Linked DNA regions of Homo sapiens: all the other regions are linked to region 2. The links are chromatin contacts, found by Hi-C or POLR2A ChIA-PET in ENCODE. All regions are on one chromosome and are shown on one strand. The core of a region is the stretch at or near the end of the contact, and the rest is flanking DNA. Distances in the headings are between cores, read along the strand shown. Region 1 holds the start of MID1IP1 (MID1 interacting protein 1). Region 2 has its middle 17 kb from the start of MIR1587. Region 3 holds the start of USP9X (ubiquitin specific peptidase 9 X-linked).

Region 1 (4,317 bases), core at 1,261-3,760, 1.1 Mb before region 2:
GGACAATTACAATAAGATACACTCCCTTCCCCATCTTAACTCAGATTATTATGATGCTATTTCTGCATTTTTGTATCATGTGATGGTGGTTTCTTTGTGGTATATGACAAAAATGCCCTTCTTCTTGACTCCACAGGAAGAAAACTGGCTATTAGCTTGGGACTTCAGCAAGGCACTTAGCAAGGTCTCTCATAATATCCTGTGGTCAAGAAGAAAAATATAGGCTGGATGACTGTACAATTAACATGATTCATAGCTGGCTGGAACAACTTATGCCAAAAAGTGCCAATTAATGGACGGATATCAAACTGAAGGAGCTCTCCAGATGTTCTACAGCAATTTGCCTCTTGCCCAGTGGTGCCTGGTACCTATTATCAATAACTTGGATAAATATATAGAATAGTTATCAAATATATGGGTAAGATCCAAGTGCATTACAGCACAGAATCAGGACCCAAAATAATAAAACAGGCTGAACTAATGGGCCAAATCCAATGAGATAAAGTTTAAGTAGGATAATATAAAGTTCTGTACTTTGGTCCAAAAAATCCCCACTACTCAAGTATAGGGTACACAAAATTTTGTTATATAGATGGCAGCATATAGATGTAGCTGTTAAAATAAGTCCATTAAATGTTAGGCAGCATTATAAGCAGTAGCTATCTATTGAGTAGTAGAAAGAACATTGGATTTGGCATTAGAAAACTGGGTCAAATCCCAGTTCTGACAGTTTGGCCCTTAAACTCTTTGATCCTTGCTTTCTTCTCAGGGTGGTTGTGAAGTTAAAATGAGTTAACATGTCTTTTGAGTTAACAAGTCTAATTTCCAAGCACTTGTGCTCAATAAATATGACCTAGAAAAATTACCATTCACAATAATATAAGTGGCTGTGCCACTCCATTTTGTCCTAGAAAAGATGGTACTTGGAATGAGAGGGGCCACACTCAAAAGCAAACCAGAGCTACTTCTAAAGTTAGTGACTAGGATGGATGAGCGACTCAAAAGAGAACATGAAGAATGGCTACAGGAACTGGGGATAACTGACTTGAAGAACAGTAGACTTAAGGAGACCATATCTACCTTCAAACATCTGATGGTGTGCTTCATGGCCTTCTGTAGAGCTCCAAAAGATAGAAGAACACTGGAGAACGGAAAATAGAAGAATGTAGGCAAGGGCGACCACTTGGTGGGGATGTTGTGAGCGATTTCAGCACAAGTGGATGGTTGGACTACATGGCCTTTAACACGAGAGTCTGACTGTCATATTTCTAGGACATTTTTCATGAAATGGATCCTTCTAAGTCTGTCTCAAAATAATCCAGGATCTCTGCTATCTTGGGTTGGGCTGGCTTCTTGCCTTAAAATATCATCTTTCTTCCAGTTCTAGGCCAGATCTCTTCTTTATCCAGTCTGACTTTCTTGCACCAGTTTACTCTTGCTGACTACTTTGTTCAGGAATTTCTGGTCACTTTTAAAATGTCATTCCCCCCCCCCAAAAAAAAACTATCCAAGGGACACAGTACAAGGATAATTTGTGGACATTTTTGGGGAGATGAGCCAGCAAAGCATGCTTTCCAGGTTGCTTAATTAAAAGAGTGGGAATTAAGAACCAGAATTTAAGAGTTCCGGCAGGGCGCTGGTGGCTTACGCCTGTAATCCCAGCACTTTGGGAGGCCGAGGCGGGCGGATCAAGAGGTCAAGAGATCGAGACCATCCTGGCCAACATGGTGAAACCCCGTCTCTACTAAAAATATAAAAATTAGCTGGGCGTGGTGGTGCGCGCCTGTAGTCCAAGCTACTGGAGAGGCTGAGGCAGGAGAATCACTTGAACCCGGGAGGCAGAGGTTGAAGTGAGCCGAGATTGCTCCACTGCACTCCAGCCTGGCGACAGTGCGAGACTCCGTCTCAAAAAAAAACAAAACAAAAAAAAAGAGATCCAGAATTCCAGAATTGCAACTGTGAACCAAGAAGTGGGGATGGGTACCTCAGACAAGGCTTTTACCGGAAATTTAGCATATAGGATAGAAAGCAGAGACCAAAGACCTCTTGCTTTGAGGCTGTTGGCGTGCTACAAGGACTCGAAAGTTATTTGTTCAACGGATGACTTCTGTTTTCTGGAGGCAAACTGAATTCCGGGCAGGTGGCTCAGCACCTCCAGCCTGTTCCAGATCGGGACAGGGAAGGTGCCTGGGGCAATCAGTGAGGTTTCCAACCTTCCTTAGGCCTGGGCCAGCCCGCTCCCCTCCCATGTGACCCCAGGCAACCATTTTAATTTTTTTACAGCCAAGCGTAGTGGAGAACTGGCTGCGCGCCGGTTGCCAGGGACGCGGCAGCCAGCTTGGCGGGGCTGGGGTGAAAGAGGACGCTGCGTGGGGGAGGGCTCCGCGGCTTCTGACTGGCTGGAGCATCAGGATTCATTTGCATAATATTTTCTGACGGCTTCTGATTGGCTGAAGCCAGAGGGGCGGTGGTGGGGTGATTCCAAGGGCCCAGAGCTCTGGCCGGCGGACCTTTTCCTTCTGGAGTTTCCCCGGCGGGTGTGAGTTGTTGCGGGGTCTGGGGGAGCTGGGAGGCCCGGTTTGGGAAGTTTTGCAGGCAGGTGCATGAGCCATCTTTCTCTGAAAGTGTTTAAGAAATGTTCAAGAACAGCGGCCAGAGTCAAGAAACTGGGGGATGAAGGGTTATCTCGAGACTAGACGGAAGGAAACGTATCAGGGGAGGGGTGGAGGCCAGAAGGAAGGAGTTAGGTAGGGGCCCTCTCCCAAGCTGGCGTTTTTGCTGGGTGGAATCCTTTTGCTAGATCCCTTGGATTTCCGTTTTCCGTGTGTTATCACACTGTTGGAACTGGGAAGAAGAGAAAAAGAGGCAAGATTTTGGCATTTAGTAAGTTAAGTCTGAATACCGAGTTTTCATCCGGGTGCATACGTACTTAAAATACCAAATGGGTCCAGGAAGGGGGACAAAGTACGCTTTAATTTATGAGAAGATCAGCTACTAGAAACTGTATATCTGTTTTTCTCGAGTTTTCTTCTTGCAGTGCTCTTTCAATCTCATTGGACATATTTTATATTATTTTCCTGCTTAAGCACTGGGGGTTGGGTGGAAGGATCTGTGGCTCATCATAGGCAATTTCCACACTTTTAAGGTTTCTGACTCTTCACATAAACACCTCTCACTATGATGAGGTCCTGTATCAAGTACAATTAATCTTTGTACTTTACAATTTACATAGTGATTTTTATTTACATTATCATATTTAAACTTAATCAAAGTCCTTGGCACGGCCCATGGAACAAGCTCCATTTTTTTGATAAAGAAACTGAGGCTAGAAAAGTTTCTATGTGTGCAGAGAAGGAAGGTGAAATTATTTTAATGCTTCAAAGTTATATAATGCTTCCTGCCTCCCTGTATTTTTCTTTCCATTGATCTTCCTTCAAAACCCTGATAGGTCTATCCCAGTTTTGCAAGTAAGAAAACATGGGCTGTGATGTAGAGCTAATACGTTTTGGGGTAGTGGGTCCTCAGACTTAGGTCTGTCTCCAAGGGTCACTGACTTTGTTTTGTTTTGTTTGTTTTTTGTCAACAGATTAGTCCTTGTGGCACCAAGTCAGAATTTCATTCAAAAGACAATTAGGAAGATGGTTTTCTATGGAAAATATTTAAGTGTAGGTCTTAATGTGAAAGAAAGAGGGAGAGAAAGAAACCCCTTTATTATGTTCTCCCTTCCTTAGGCATTTTTTGTCCCGTGGGAAAAAACTGTACTAGGGACAGAGACCTCTGTTAAGTTTTAGAGAAAAGGGATCTTTTTTTTTTTTATTTGAGACAGAGTCTTGCTCTGTCGCCCAGGCTGGAGTGCAGTGGCACGATCTCGGCTCACTGCAACTCCGCCTCCTGGGTTCAAGCAATTCTCCTGCTTCATCCTCCCGAGTAGCTGGGATTACAGGCGCTGGCCACCACGCCCGGCTAATTTTTGTATTTTTAGTAGAGACCGGGTTTCACCATGTTGGCCAGGCTAGTCTGGAACCCCTGACTTTGTGATCCGCCCGCCTCGGCCTCCCAAAGTGCTGGGATTACAGGCGTGAGCCACCGTTTCAGGCCGAGAAAAGGGATTTAAAATGAGAAGCTTGAATCTTATTGAACATAATTGTAGGACTGCCAGAGAGGACTGGTGGATGAGGAATATGGCAAGGGACATGAGATGGGAAAAATTAAATAGGCTGTGGTTTGGAAGTCTCAAAGTGAAATTCAAGGTGCAAGGCTCTTAAAAGTTAAATCCAGCGATTCGGTACATAGCTTAGGCCCTATTAAATGACCCAG
Region 2 (4,564 bases), core at 1,999-4,498:
GCCCACAGGCAGGGAGGCAGGTAGGCAAGGTGGGGAGAGAGTTTTCCCTTTGTGTGAGTTAACTGCCCGGAGTTGCGGGCGTCACACCCCACCACTCTGACCTCAGCTGAGCTTAGTGAGGCAGAGAGGCTAGCCTAGCTTAAGCTGTCACTAAACAATTCTTGGGGGAGATCTTTCATGCCTAGTCAGTTCCTCAGGAGGGGAGTCTGTGTAGAGAAATCCAGTGAGCAGTACCCTTGTTGAGGGATGGTCACATTAGCCAGACACATGGCTCTCTGGTCCCGGCAACCTGAGAGAGATTCCCAGAGACCCCTCGCAGTTCCTCAGCACAAGCTTTGCAACAAGCTTTGCAACACCAGACTCCACGGAACAGCAGGTCTGCGGTGAACTGGAAGAGACGCTACGAAAACACTAATCAGCCACCGCAACTGGGGGGAAAAAAATCAGTGAGCAACTGGAAAAAAAGCATTTTTACAAAGACAGTATAATACTCTTTCATTTTCAAATAGCTAAATAGAATTTCTGTATAATTTTCAAACAGTGTTTGTCTTAATGACTCTTTGAAAGCCTCCTTTTTCCAATTTGACTGCTACTGAATACCAAGTAGATGCCATGCCCTGGGTGAAGCATTTTTTGTAAGGTAAAAATCATAATAATGACTGCCTGTGTAGTGACTTTCAGCGCTTGACACAGTGCGTAGCTAAAGCAGGAACATGGTCCCTAGCCACTTGTCGACATATCTCTTTTTTGTGCACTCTCCTGCCTTTGGATTCTCAGCTGCTCTCCCACCCATCCCCAGGGCTGGCCTAAGTCACCGTCACCCTGAGGACAGCAAAACAGTATGTGGGGGAGGGGCGGGAGAGGGAGAGGAGGGGGAAGAGAGAAAAAGGGAAGGGGAGAAAGGAGAGGAGACAGAAAAGGGCAGGGGAGAGGGGGGAAGAAAAAAGGGAGAGAATGGAGAAGGGGAACAAAATGGAAAGGGGGGAAGAGGAGGGTGGGGAAGGAGAGGAGAAGGGGAGAGGGATGGAAAAGCAGGCAGAGGAGAAGGGAAAAGAGGAAAGGAGAGAAGGGGGAAAGAGAGAAGAGGAAGGGAGGGGAGGGGAGAGAATTCTTCTGGGATGGAAAAGGCAGGAAGTGAAATTCCTAACCCAGTGATAAATAGAATCCCAGCTGCACCAAGAACAGAGCAGTGGTAAAATCATTCAAACTCTGAATTCCTGACAGTGGAAAATAAACTCATCTTTGCTGGTGAATGGAAATTTAGGGAAGGCAACCGGGTGTGCTCTGGATTCCACAGCCCCATCCCTGGTAGAGGGCACAGAAGCATTGGAGGGTTGAGAAAGGGCAACTGGCAGCCTTTGGGCCAAGTTGCTTTAAGTCCAGAGAGGCTGAGAAAAGCAGCTCAATGCTGCAGAAGAGAAGGTGGAAGTTGGAAGTAAGAAAATGAAAGAGCCAGGTGGCCCATGGTGGAGAGGTGCCCAGAGCTGGCGACAGAACCCAAGGAACCCTGGTTCCTGGGGTGACCTTGAGAAAAGACCCGGCCAGTCTTAGACAAGGTGATGAAAGGAAGGAAGAAGGCTACTGAGCTGAAGAGAACAAAAATATTTCCCCAACCCCATCCCGCTGGACAGTGAAGCATCTTCAGGGCCCCTAGCCTGGGTGCCGGACAAAAGACTTGGAGGTACTGGAATATTGGGTCTGTGCCCCAGCCCTATCCGTGCCCAGTGTTGGGCACCCCCAGAGGCTAAGCTTGGCCAAAAGCTCCTCAGGCTTCCTCATCCCACTTGTTCATGGGATGGTTCCACCCATATGAAGAGTAAGGCCTGGGTGGTGCCTCTCCTCCTGACTCCAGCCTCCTTCCCCGGCCCCAGTCCCATCCATACAGGGGTGCTGGCCTGGCCCCCTCTGGTGGGAGGACAGATAAGCAAAGGGGTGGTGGGGACACTCTAGATGCTTCACCCACATCCCCTCGGGCTCCTTCCCCCACCCCATATAGCTTCCCCTCTCCTAATTCCCACAGCCTGTGCCTGGGACTCTTTGCAGGCCCGCCCGGGGCACATCCCCCTCAGAGCCAGAAGTACCCAGGAGTTTCAATCCCCACACTCACGGTAGCTCCTAGCTGGTGCAAGGGAGCATGCAGGTACAGTGCTCTTGCCTGGAGTCAGGACAGGCTCTGAGTTGACACTTGCCCTCCAGAGCTCCTCCTTTGGGAGGTCATGAGGTCATGAGGATGGAGCCCTCATGAAGGGGGTCAGTGCCCTTATAAAAAGCGACCCCAGAGAGCTCTCTCTCCCTGTCTCTGCCATGTGAGGGCACAAGGAAAAGTTGGCAATCTACAGCCCAGAAGAGGGCCCTCCCCCAAACCCGACCGTGCTGGTACCCTGATCTCGGCCTCTCAGCCTCCAGAACCATGAGAAGTACGTGTCTGTGGTTTATCAGCCCCCCCGCGTGTGGTACCGTGTTACAGCAGCCTGGATGGACTAAGACCCTTCTGCAGAGGGACTTTGTCTGAAACTGGCTTCCTCCCCTTCTTGGTCCTGCCCTTCCATACCCTTCCGTGTTTCTTGGGAGCACTTCCTTAATAAATTGCTTCCACACGAATCCGCGTCTCAGAAGCTGCTTCTGAGAAAACCGAAGTGATGGGGCCCCTGGGCTGCACAGTAATAACAGTTGTTACAGACGGCACCTCCTCCAACCCTCAGAACCAGACGGCCACAATGGTATTGACTGCATTGCACAGAGGAGGAAACGGAAACCCAGAGAGCAGAAGGGACTTGCCCAGGATGGTGGAGTTGGTGAGCAGAGCAGCCTACATTAAACCCAGCTCCAAAGCCAGCCCTGGGTCTTTGATGCCCCACAGAAAATACATGGGAGGAGCCCTGCAGCTCCTGAAAGGAGCTAACATCTCCCAAGCCCCACTTCCAGGGGCAATCTGGGGCCAGCCAGGTACTTAGATGGACAGATGACCAAGGAGAGACCACTCAAGCCCTCAGTTTGAGAATGCATTCCTCTGCGTTCACAGGCTTACCTGGAGCCAGTTCCCCAAAGCCCCACTGGACTTTTTAAGCCCCCAGAGGCCTTCAGACAGGAACCCACTGAGTCTTCAAACCCCCAATCTCCATGGGGTTAAAACAATCCCCAAAAGGCAGGACTTACTAGGAGTCGTTCAGAAACTGGCAAAAGCACCCTCTGAATAAATGTTCAGGGTTCCATCCGGAGACGCCCACGGTGACTGATGAGTCATCAGATAGCCAGCTGTCGCCACAGAGTGCTATATATAGAAGCTGGAGGGGTGCCTGGTACCTAAAGAAAGGGGAGGAGCACACACCTAGTAGGTGGGGTCTCAGCTGGGAGGCAGGCCTAGAGCACCTGGAAACTGCACCCTCAGCTCCCTCTGCCCCCCCAGCAAAACAGAATCTGGGTCAGCAATTCCCCGGCACAGAATGCCGCGTGAACTGGAAGCAAGCAGCAACAGGGCCGGACGTGGGCCATGCCAGTGCATTCATGATGATTACTGCTAATGATGGTAATGGGAGAATAATGGCTCAGTGAACTTCCCGCACATCACCTCGTCGTCTTCCCATCAGACATACACACTGAGGACGCGCTTGTATTGCTGCCATTTAGACAGCCGAAACAGAACTTCCAGACCTCAGGCTTGGTAGGCTGGGCCTGTGCTGTCCAGGACAGGGGCCACTAGCCACATGTTTCTACTGAACACTTGAAATGTGGCCCGGCCAAATTGAGATCCTCTGTCAGCATAGAATGCACACCAGACTTTGAAGATTTAGTTTCAAGAAAAGAATGTCAAATACCTTGTCAATAATTTTTTCCTGGTTTCATATTGAAATGATAATATTTTAGATACATCGGGTTGATCAAAATATATGATTAAGTCAATTTCACCTGTTCCTTTTTACCTTTTTAATGTGGCTTCTCGAACATTAAAATTATTAATACATATGTGGCTCACATTTGTGGCTTGCATTATATTTCTATTGGACAGTGCCGGGTTGCAGGCTGGAGGCCAGAACCTTCAGGAAATCCTGGCTATGCCCTCTCCTGACAAATAAAGCCTGCTTCCTGGTTCAAGGCTGAGAGAGGCCAGGGCTGCTCTCCAGACAATGCCAGTGGCCAGCTGCAGCTCCATGTACCGATCACAGAAGGTCCAGGTGACGCACAAAAGCCCCTGAGGGTCTGTGAACCCCAAACTTGTCCCTTATATCTTCTGAAAATGCACAGCTTTCCGGGGGAAAGATGATGAATTCTCCCTGGCCCTGTCTTCTGCCTTCCCCACTTAACCCCCAAGAGAGCTCCATGCTGTGTGATTGCATAATGAGGCCATGGAATAAGGCCACTTCACAAATGAAGCAGCTCTTTCCCTCACATATGCAAACAGCAGAGAGAGGCAAAGGAAAGTAGGGAGATGAGAAACAGAATGAGAAATGCAGACGAGACAGGCAATTCACACCAAGAGAGAGAAACTGTATCCCAGAGACAGACACACAATGTCACACACACTCTGCTCACTGACACCTGGGGGGAGGGGGAGAAGGGTGTGTGT
Region 3 (4,453 bases), core at 1,228-3,727, 1.2 Mb after region 2:
TTCTCCTTTTTCAAGATTGTTTTGGCTAGTGGCGAGGTGGGGGGGAAACTCCTTATCTGTATGAATTTTAGCATCATCTTGTCCATTTCTGCAAAAAAAAAAAAAGCCTGCTGGGATTTTGATAGGGATTGCATTGACTCTGTAGATCAATTTGAGGAGTATTGCTATCTTAATACTTTTATTTCAGTCTTGAATGTTTTTCAATGATGTTCTGTAGTTTTCAATGTACAAATCTTGCATTTCTTTTGTTAAATCGATTTTTAACTTTATTGATTTTGATGCTATTGTAAATGGAATTTTAACTTAATTTTCAGATTGTTTATTGCTAGTGTGTAAAACTATAACTGATGTTTAAATATTGATCTTATATCCTGCAGTTTTGCTGAACTTGCTTATTGGCTTTATTTTTTTTATAATGGATTTCCCAAGATTTTCTATATATAAAATCATGTCATGTGAAAGTAGCGATAGTTTAATTGTTCCTTTCTTATCTGGATGCCTTTCATTTCTTTTTCAGGCTAGAACTGCAAGTACAATATTGAACAGAATTGGTGAGAGGGGACATCCTTGTTAAAGGTGCACTTTTGATAGGGTTAAAAGACCAGTGTTCAACACTTTCCAATCCTGACTTCGGGCAAATCATTTACCCTTTCTGTTTCCTTATCTAAAATAGAAAATAACAGCCTATAGTGTACGCGGGTGGTCGTGTCTGCTTTTTAGAAGCCCATGAGCTAGTGGGGAAGCAAATGATTCATGGAAATAATTATAAAAACAAGGTAACATATGCTAAGAGTTATTAGGGCTATGAATGATACATCTTGGATACCCTATTAGATAATTTGTGGTGAAAAATTTGTAAACAATCTTGTGCTAAATAGAGAAATGGTTTAAAAATTTAAGATACCAATAACTTGCTTTCACTGTCACCTACATTAGTTTGGTTCCATTTTTAACAGTCTTTTATTACAAACTGATATAATCATAGCATAACTAAATTCAACCCTCTTCTCTATAAAATAGATCTCGGTTTGTAGGGTTTTACTATGATTTTGCATGCCATTTGATGTCCACAGGTATTTTTTAAGTCAAAAGGAAATCTGTAAATTAGGAACTGTTAATTTCCTCTTCATTTGGGCATCCTAGGTAGACTGTACAGATTTGTTCCAAGCACCCCATTAATTTGAGATTAGCCTAAGTTTTTCCTATGCCCGCACTTTGGAATATAAACATGTAGAAAATAGTCCATGACACAGCGGATGGGTTCATAAGTTTCTTCCGGGTCCTAACACCGAATTGTGCTGATGATCTGGCAATGGAGGCTAATCTTGCCACATCAAGTACGGCCTATTCGCTAAGCCGTCTGGGGCACTTTATAATTTTTTTCTTTGCTGGTCTGTTTGAAGGGCTCCTATGGCCAAAAAGGTGGTCAGTCCCGTCAGCTAGGCTGTGAGGACGCCTAAACGCTTTGAGGACGCCTAAACGCTTTGAGGTAGTGATGATGCATGATCGTGTGAAAGAGTTTCTCAGAGCACCTCCCTCGCGGGGTGGGGAAAAGGACCTCACTCCCCACGCCCCCTCCTTCCGCTGCGGGAGATAGCCACACCTTCCCCCTATCGGCGCCAAGCAGGTGGCCAGGCCCTCGGGACCTCGCGCCCCCGCAGCCAGTGGCCCGGCCAGCTCGTGCGTCACGTGACGCGGGTCAGCTGCACCGCCGGGACCTCCAGGCACCGCGGCGGCGACCGCCCAGCGCGTGGTCTCGAGATCTCATCTTTCCGCGCCCCTCCCCCCACGGTCCCGGAAAAGGGGGAGGCCGGTGACGTCATCATCCGGGTTCTTGTCGGCGGGGCTACGGTTCACAATGGAACAAAAACAAGCGGCCCGAGTCAAACTATGAGCGACGCGGCTGCGGCTCACGCGATTAACCCTGTCGTGGCCACACACCCCGCCAGTCCCTGCCGCCCAGCCCCTCCCGAGTGGTGTGCCAGATCTTTTCGGGCCTCCCTTCCCCAACTTCGGTCCTAGAGCCACCTCTGCCCTCGTCCCGCTCCTGAGCCGAGGGGCATGGAACAGGATTTCTGGCCGTAGCACGACCCTGAAGGGGCCAGCCGGAAGAAACAGTACTGCGCGAACAATCTTTACCGCATTGTCTTCCCCTCCCCCACCCTAGCTCTCCGGGTTCCCGGCGGCTCGCGCCGAAGCCCGGCCCCCTCAGCGGCTCGCGCTGCTCTCCCAGCCTTGACGGCCCGGGGTGGAGGGAGAGAAGAGGGGGCAGCTGAGCGGGAGGGGGCTGGGCAGGAGCAGGGGGAGGGCCGAAAGGAGGGGCCTGAAAGGGGCGGGCCCTGACGGGGGCGGAGAACTTCGGGTCTTGGGCGGCTCTGGGGCTAGTGGGAGTCTGCGCCGCCGCCGCCGCCGCCACCGCTGCTGCCGCCGTCGCCGCTACCGCCGCCGCCACTGGCCGAGCGGTTTTTTTTTTTTTGGTTTGCCGGATCCGCCATATTGACGAGGACGGGCATCCGCGGCTGCGGACGCTAGTCTCCGCCGCCGCCGGAGCCGCAACCTCTCCGCACCCGGCCCCGTCAGGGCCTCTGTCGCGCCTAGCCCCTCCCCGCCTTACACAGCTCCCGGGCCTCGCGGGAGCCCGCCGCCGCCGCCTCTCTCTCACGGGAGGCGGCCGCCTTAGCGCCCGGTGCTTGGGTCGGCGCCGGGAGCGAGGAGCGAGCTACTTCAAAGCCACCAGGCCTGGAGCGGGGACAGAGGCGGCGACTAGGGGAAGGTGAAGCCGTCGCTGCAGGAGGAGGAGCAGGAGGAGGTGACGCAGGAGAAACGCACCGCCCGGAGCCCGTCTGAGCTCAGCGAGAGCCCCAGCCTGAGGGGAGAAGGGGAAGAGGGCCGTCGCCGGCCAAGGAGGAGGAGGAGGCGGGCGCGGCGAGGAGCGAGTTCCGGCGCCGGTGTGCAGCCTTTTGGTTGAGACGCCCGCAGCCCCGAGCCCGGCCGCCGCAGCCTTTCGATACACTTTGTTGCCGGTCACCCCCGGGCCTGGGATGCACCCAGGGTAGGTCTCGTCCCGGGACCGAGCCCCACCGTCGCCTGGTGCCTCCCGCCTCCGTGTGCCCTGGTTGTGAGAAGACGTCTGTGTCGTGCGGTGAGTGGCCAGCTGCACTGGGGCGACGCTCTTTCCCGGGGCCAACAGCTGGATGTGGGTGAGGGGAGGAGGGCGAGGGGGGTGTGCGTGTGTGCGAGCCTCTTCCCTCGGCGGCTGCCGGCCAGGCTGGGGCTTCCCCGTTCCCCCTCCTCCGGCCCGGGCTGGGCGGGCGCGCGGGCCCGTGTTGTGTGTGGAGCCGGTGTCCCGAGAGCGTGTCTGTGTGTTTTGGACTGTAAGGGAAAATGGCTGACGGCTCCGTCCCTCCCCCTCCTCCCCCTTCCCGTCCTGTCTGGGGCCGAGTAGGAGGATGGAGTCTCCGGGCGTGGCGGGCAGCCCCCCCGCCGTCCGCACCCGGGGGCCGGGTCGGTTTGGGGGCTGGCCGCCCCCCGCCCGGCGGCCGCTTTCCTACCCGGTCTGGTTCCACTTGACACCAAACGCCATTACTGAGGTGGAGTGATTTGGAGCTGGGGAGCTAGGCCTCGGCTACGCCTGGCTATCAGGCCTGACGACTTGTCCGCCTCCCCCCACCCTCCCGCGATAACCCGCAGTTTCTCCCCGGCCCTGGGCTCCTGGAGTGGGAGCTGGGTTATCGGCCTCCTACACCTCCTTCGCCCCGCTTTATTTGCAGAGGGCCAAAGCCGTGAAAGGGGTTTTTGAATGCAGAAATCGCTTCCAAGCTAGCTTGGACCTATTACCTTTCTATTTTTAACTGTTTCTGCAAATATTAGCATGTGCGAGTTTGGTAGTGATCAGGTCTTCAGATTCTTGTGACGTGAGGCTTAGGGTTGGATAAATGGCTGATTTTTCATTCATTGTGAAATAAGTTAAAGAGTTATACAGCAGGTGTGTAGATGGCTTCTTAAATTATTTGTGTGGATTTCTGTAGCGACTAGAACTTACACGAGAATTTGCAAAATTTCTAGTAGAACCTGCTTAAATTAAGCATGTTATTTTTTGGAAGTTCCATAGTTACAACGTTAATTGAATTTACACGGTGCAGTTTACAGGTGTATATAATTGCTTCAGATTGTCTTTTAGTTTAAATAAGCAAGTTGTAGGTATAGATTAAATATTCATGCTTTATTTTTCGGGGAGAGAAGTATGTGTACTGTTCTTTTACCTGGAAACCCATGAGTCCCTAAATCTACTTAACGTTTGTATACTTTCACTTTTGAGGAAGAATGATTTGGGGTGCATTGATTAGGAAACTTTCCAGCAGGTACTTAACCCTCTCGGAGCTGATTACCCTTAGGTAAGGACTCCTTAACCATGACTAGCTTGGCTGGTTAGTACACTTGAACTCAAAAATAG

What was found. A loop is a pair of places that touch in the nucleus more often than their neighbours do. ChIA-PET counts read pairs that join two places held with the same protein, here RNA polymerase II (POLR2A). Pooled maps may share reads with other maps.
Region 1: a map of naive thymus-derived CD4-positive, alpha-beta T cell shows a loop between it and region 2 (8-fold over the local background). The contact joins the promoter of MID1IP1 here to the enhancer-like site in region 2. A Hi-C loop is called at or near these places in 2 of 168 maps with a recorded cell type or tissue (CD4-positive, alpha-beta memory T cell and naive thymus-derived CD4-positive, alpha-beta T cell), 1 of 37 single-sample maps with no recorded cell type and 11 of 50 pooled maps. POLR2A ChIA-PET finds 5 or more read pairs at or near these places in 2 of 52 experiments (activated CD4-positive, alpha-beta T cell and activated naive CD4-positive, alpha-beta T cell).
Region 3: a map of B cell shows a loop between it and region 2 (9-fold over the local background). The contact joins the promoter of USP9X here to the enhancer-like site in region 2. A Hi-C loop is called at or near these places in 1 of 168 maps with a recorded cell type or tissue (B cell), 9 of 37 single-sample maps with no recorded cell type and 8 of 50 pooled maps. POLR2A ChIA-PET finds 5 or more read pairs at or near these places in 1 of 52 experiments (activated B cell).

The regions. Positions count from the first base shown.
Region 1 is chrX:38,798,949-38,803,265 of GRCh38, forward strand. It overlaps MID1IP1 (MID1 interacting protein 1), which reads left to right and starts at 2,511. Exons shown (of 3, transcript NM_021242.6): 1 at 2,511-2,539; 2 at 3,587-4,317. MID1IP1-AS1 (MID1IP1 antisense RNA 1) reads right to left here. Exons shown (of 2, transcript NR_046706.1): 2 at 2,300-2,844. RefSeq lists enhancers at 2,208-2,502, 2,532-2,611, 2,721-3,228, 3,562-4,317.
Region 2 is chrX:39,852,608-39,857,171 of GRCh38, forward strand. No RefSeq gene overlaps it. Among named protein-coding and RNA genes, the nearest start is that of MIR1587, 17 kb to the left of the region's middle. RefSeq lists enhancers at 708-1,002, 2,751-2,870, 3,141-3,220. Within about 2 kb of position 3,249, at least 10 of the 41 ENCODE cell types and tissues checked have a DNase peak (open chromatin) inside an H3K27ac peak, as active enhancers do; they include B cell, where a contact is called at or near this core.
Region 3 is chrX:41,082,968-41,087,420 of GRCh38, forward strand. USP9X (ubiquitin specific peptidase 9 X-linked) reads left to right here and starts at 2,478. Exons shown (of 45, transcript NM_001039591.3): 1 at 2,478-3,142. RefSeq lists enhancers at 1,429-1,723, 1,473-2,012, 2,551-3,088 and silencers at 1,633-1,702, 2,133-2,512, 3,213-3,672.